2 separate regions of the Homo sapiens genome follow, and region 1 is linked to region 2. A link is a loop called in an ENCODE intact Hi-C map of the cell type or tissue named here. Cell type or tissue: A673. All regions are shown on one strand. Links, peaks and the distances in the headings refer to the core of each region. The heading gives the core; the rest is flanking DNA.

Evidence for each region. Peaks named below come from ENCODE experiments on the same cell type or tissue, not always from the same donor. Only the 100,000 strongest peaks of a DNase experiment are listed, where the experiment ranks them.
Region 1: it touches region 2 in a loop (3-fold over the local background); 7 of 110 quality-filtered maps call a loop at or near these places.

The regions. Positions count from the first base shown.
Region 1 is chr15:56,891,800-56,894,720 of GRCh38, forward strand. All of the region lies in intron 2 of TCF12-DT (TCF12 divergent transcript), which reads right to left. Among named protein-coding and RNA genes, the nearest start is that of LINC03065, 6.2 kb to the left of the region's middle. RefSeq lists an enhancer at 52-611. In A673, for the core only: no CTCF peak of the experiment used is centred there; a DNase peak (open chromatin) is centred at 1,482; H3K27ac peaks cover 841 bases.
Region 2 is chr15:56,489,743-56,492,663 of GRCh38, forward strand. LOC105370832 (a long non-coding RNA gene) reads right to left here. Exons shown (of 4, transcript XR_007064652.1): 4 at 2,406-2,758. Among named protein-coding and RNA genes, the nearest start is that of MNS1, 26 kb to the left of the region's middle. RefSeq lists an enhancer at 1,449-1,743. In A673, for the core only: a CTCF peak has its summit at 1,570 (motif pointing right); a DNase peak (open chromatin) is centred at 1,579.

The DNA of each region.
Region 1 (2,921 bases), core at 252-2,751, 400 kb after region 2:
CCCAAAGTGCTAGGATTAGAGGCATGAGCCACTGTGCCTCGCCCAGTTTTCTTTAATTCTTAGTAAACTTCTAGTCTATTTGCATCTGGCCAATTCCATAGGGGGAGAATTCCAAAGCCAGAGGGTTTTTTTTAAGCTTCAGTCTTTGAATCTAGATTTTCATCTGAGCATTTTTGTCTTTTAGTAATAGGCCTTGGTATTCTAACTTAGAGGCCTCTATTTTGGTTTCTGCCTGATAACAATTTGAAACAATAGCCACTGGGTTTGCAAGGGGAGGGAGTGATGATGGTGTGTGAGCTGGTGGTGGAGGGAGTAGAGTGGAATAACTATTACCTTTCTCAGCAGGCAGGAATTGCTTGAAAGAGGCCTGAGTGTATTAAGACTTCTCCCTAGTGCCAATGTTATCCATTCTTGCCTTCATTAACATTAACATCCTCTTGGGGCTTTTTCAACCCTTTATGGCTCCAGATTATTGATGTTTCTGTCATCTTTTATTGCAGCCTATAAGCAAAAATGTTCACTTGTAACAAAGTGGTATCTTTTCCTCTCTGCCTTAGATAAATCAATCTTAGTCCTAAGTTTGAGCCTTTCTTAAAGGACATTACTAAAAACTAACAAGTAATAGTTGATATATTTTAGTATCCGACCTTTTAACAACAGGCCCTTTTACATTTTATCCTTGATAGGCACATGTTCTGAATCCCACTATACAACAGGTGCCAGTTTAACCTACTGCTTTGGTATCGAAGTCCCAGCCTGATACCAATGAGGCCTCATCTGAATCAGCTACTTCAACATTTCTGGATCTTTCTGTTACTAATCCCCATTCCTGGTATCAATTTATGAATTGTTAGAGCTATTTTAGTGAAAAACTAGTTATATATTTAGCTTAAGGCATAGTTTGATCCAAGGGCTTAAGCAATGTCATTAGAATTCTATTTCTTTTCATCTCTTGACTCTGTCTTGTGTGCTGGCTTCATTTTTAGGCTCCATGTGGTGGCTGCTGACAGCTCCAGTTTACATAATCCTTACTGTTAGCAATCTCAGTGGAAGAGTGCATGCTTCCTTCCCACAGGTGCCAGCAATAGTCTTCTTACATTTCACTGGCTCTGATTGGGATATGTGGCTAGAGGAATCCAGTAGCTCAGGTCTGATTCATGTCATTAATGTTTTTGAAAATGAAGTTCACTCCACCCAAAAGACATTGACTGAAGTAACAGAAGAGGAAAATCAGGGGATGGTTACCAGAAGAAGGGTGAATGTTAGTAAGAGGCAAACAAACGGAGTATCTCATTAGATGACAATGTGTAGTGTTTCCTAATTGCTTCACATGTGTTGGTTTTATCTCCTTCACTGGGCTGACTGTAAGTGTCTCAAGAGCAAGATCATGTATTATATGTCTTAACAGTGCCACCTCAGCAGGCGGTCCTTAGATACTGGCTGATTTATGGCCTCTTCTTTTATTACTAAAGATGGCACACTCTAAGAAGGTAACAAGAGCTTAATAAAGGGATAATTTATAGAGGGATGGGAATGGTTAAGGGAACCAACAAGGAATGGTAAAGTACTTAAGGACTGGCAACAATGGGAGACCTTAAGCTTGAAGGAACAGGGGAGGGGAGCTATTAGTGGAACCCTGTAAGAGCTGTAGCTTGGAAAGGGATGCCTGACAAAGGCTGTTACTATAAATAAAGAAATACAGTCACTGCCAAAATGTGGCCCAGCAAAGGACCGGGGAATAAACACTTGTCCTCTTTTCCTCCCATCCTCCAAACTTCTGTTGGTACCTCCCATTGACCAAACCAGAAACCAGAGGGCTTGTGTGGCACAGTCTGTAGAGTTCAGCTGCCAGTAAAAAGCAAGACAAATAGGGTAAAAAATGGATCTGTAGGTGCAAATGGAAAATTGCCAGGACACCCCTCTTATATTCCTTGAGCAACCCTAAGTACAAGCAATTCCTATTCTGTAAGTATTAACCATATAGACTGGATTTATCTGGAAAATATAACTTTACCCTTTTCAACAGACTTGTTAAATATATAGCCAATGTGGTTTGATTTTAATAGCATTTTAAGACTTTAACATTCATGAATTCATAAAAAGTCTTTTGTTAGCCCATGTAGTTGAAAAGGTGTCGTCATTGTATTGATATGGAACTCCTCAAGAATATTGTACCTGGCAATCCATCAGAAAGTCCTGGCACAGCACTCGTCAGAGTGACAAATTTGATAAATATTTGATGATTTGAAGAATGATTAAATGAATAAATTAAAGCATTTCAAGCCAGAAGACTGTAAGTGGAAAACTAGATGGGTTTTCCTTGTTAGAGGTTGATAATAACTATACAACATCTACCAATCCTGTCCCGTAAAGCCTGACCATCAGCTTCCTAGCTGTTGATCAAGATCTTATCTCTTACAGAAAATAGAACCAAATAAATTTTGTCAATCTTCAGAAGTTTCATAATTAATTGTCATGCTAATAAATTCACTATAAAGTCAATTTCAGTTAAGGGACTATTATATTTCCTATCTAAAACTCGGTTTCCTCATGGAATTGTCACTCAGATGTAAGAAAAATAAATATACTTGCTTCGATATGTAAACTAGGACTATAAGTGCCAGTCCAAACTTTCTCTAAAAGATTTTATAGTTAAGCCCAAAATCTATACCGCTGTTCTTTCACAATCCTGTGTATATAGGACTTAAAGTCCTATACTTAAAGTCCTGTGTATGTAAGACTTAAGTTTACAAAATACTTTCTTATGTGGCACCATTCATTTATTCAAACAAAAAATACTACTGAGCACATGCTATGTGCCACACGTAATCCCTGCCCTCAAAGAACTTACAATAGAATAGTACTTCTTAAACTTTTATGAGACTGTGAATCACCTGAGAATCTTGTGAAACTACAGATTC
Region 2 (2,921 bases), core at 189-2,688:
TTAGCAGATATCTAGTCCCCACCAGAATCTCCTATATTAATCTCTCTATAAATGATAAATGGACAGCTGGATGGAGAATCCATTTTTTTAAAAGGAGCCAAATACATATTCAAGAAGCTGGAATTTTTACAATTTCTTCCTCCAGTCCCGCTTCCTGCTCAACAGAATACAAGCTTCTTCATTGCCATTCAAGACCTTCTGTAGGCCAGGCATGGTGGTTCACACCCATAATCTCAGTACTTTGAGAGGCCAAGGTGGGAGGATCGCTTGAGCCCAAGAGTTTGAGACCTGCCTGGACAACACAGTGAGACCTTGTCTCTACAATAAAATAAAATAAAAACTAGCTGGGCATTGTGGCATGCTCCTGTGGTCCCAGCTACTCGGGAGGCTGAGGTTGGAGGATTGCTTGAGCCCAGGAGTCAAGACTCCAGTGACCCACGATCATGGTACTGCACTCCAGCCTGGGTGACACAGCAAGACCCTGTCTCTTAAGAAACTAAAGTAAATGAGAAGCTGAGGCGGGAGAATTGCTTGAGCCCAGGAGTTTGAGAACAGCCTGGGCAACATGGTGACACTTCATCTCTGCAACAAATACAAAAATTAGCCTGTCATGGTGGTGTGCACCTGTAGTCCCAGCTACTCAGGAGGCTGAGGTGGAAGGGTCACCTGAGCCCAGGGAGTTTGAGGCTGCAGTGAGCCATGATCACACCACTGCACTCCAGCCTGGGCAACAGAGTGAGATCTTCTCTTAAATAAAAATAAAATAAAAAGACCTTCTGTAGTTTGACCCTAAGGCACTCATGTCTTAGTTTCTGATATTCTCCCTTTACAGTACCCTCCCTGGATGTGCTTTCACACCACCACACTTTCCCCTTATTCCACATAATCAAATATTACACATCCTTCAAAGCCAAGGTCAAGGTCCACCTTCTCCATAACACCATGCTGAGTCCCTCAGCTGACTCATTACCTCCCTCACCTGAGATCCCTCAGGCTTTACTTTTACCTTCCTTAGGGGTTTCTATCTTTGATGATTGGTGCACCTGTCCTTTTTTTCATGCCTCATTGAAAGGTCCATGAGATTTGGGCTTATCTCCTGAATGTCTCCGTCTCCTCCATGGTACCCAGCATAGTGACTTGGAAGTTTCACTTGACAGACACTCGTGGAATGAACAGAGCAGTGATTCTCGGATCTGTTTCTTATTTTGTGAAAGGAGAAGCTTTCTTAACATACAAACATTTCTACTAACTCTAATATTATAATTCCTAAATTTAAAGTATTAGCTAGTATTGTATGCCTGATACTGTGTTTCCCATTTCGAAGACACAATTGTGACTTTTTGGGGGGAAAGAAAATACACAAGAAACAATTCACTTATAAACTGAATATAAAAAATGCTAGTTGTTAGCAACAGAAAATAACAAAGTTGCTCATACTGGGAGGACATACATGTAGTCAAGAGTCACCAGAGCATTAAAAGGAAGAGGTGCTAGCTGAGCTGAGCTTTGAAATCCCCATACAGTTCTTAAGTCCTGGGCATTTTAAGCCGGGAACGAAGGCTCAGTCAGGGCCACTAGAGGGAGCCAAGGCTTGCAATCTGCAGAACACGCTTTCTGGCTGAATTAGCCTTGGGTTCACAGATTCTAAAACATTTGCTTAGCAGATTGAAAAGGATCATCTTTATCACACATCTACAGGACCATTTCTAAAATGCAAGCTATGTTGAGTTTATTTTCAGTTTTTAGTAATGTTAAACCCCTTTGGAGAAGATAAATATTAAGAACTTAATGTCTGTGCATTTCATGCCATTTTCGCCAGTGAATATATCCTGAGACTTATTGGTGAGCTAATCTGAGATATTTAACAACCCCTGATGGGGTTTCTGGGGATGGAGGTAGAGAAGGACCAGGTGGGATCCTGTTCTATTCCCCTCCCACCTAATCAGACTGGCCGGGAGCTGGGCTGTCCTGGACCCACCAGTTTTCAGAGCTTGAGGTTCTCGCATCATCAGGCCGGGAGTCTAGAGGTTACTACCCACACTTTCAAATACTAAGCCTGTGGGACCAATTATGGCCACCCCCCTAGCCTTTTCAGTCAGTCCAACGCCACAGAAAGCCCTAAGCAAGTAGTGTTTAAAAGTACCTGGATGTTCTGGGGCAGCAGTGTGAGCAGTCTGGCCACCGTCACCAGACCTGGCCCTAGTGCTGGGTCTTGATGGACGGCTCAGGGTGAAGGAGCGAGGCTCCCATTCAAAGTCGGATGATAAGAGTGAGGAGTAGCTGGAAGGTGAGGGAGAGTAAATGGCTAATGTCCTGATTGATTGCCCTGCCTCAAAGAGGGTGACACTAGACAAGGTGAAATCACAAGAAATCACACATTTACTAAATGATTAGCATGGATCATATTTTCTTGCCATGTATATAAATGTTTATTTGTACTAAAATTTGGGACACAGAAACTTAAGAAATAAAAAAAGAATATTGCAACTACAAAGCCATTGTGAATTATCCTCAGTATCCCTGAGAAGAACCCTCACGCTATGAGGAGGACACTCCAGGGGACCCCGGCATGGAGGGGTCTCCCATACTACTTACTCCCAGTGCCACCAGATAGACCAGCTGCTGCAGAGCCTGCAACGTGAGAGTGGAGTACCTGAGAGGCCCCCTTTTCATCCAAAAGCCACTTGCAGAAAGCCTCTTAATGTGGCTGTCATCCAGCTTCCAGCTAAGCTGAGGGCAGGAGACTGAAGACTCATGTCTAGAAAGAAGAAAGAATAGCAAGTTGATTGGGCAGTCTTCTAAGTTGAGTTTGCAAAAAGCAGTGCATTATCCAGTACTCCTCTGTGCCTCCCATACTGCTGTCCTGGCACCCTCATGCTTTTCCTCTCCCTCTAAATCCTAAGGGAATAAGAAAAGGGAGA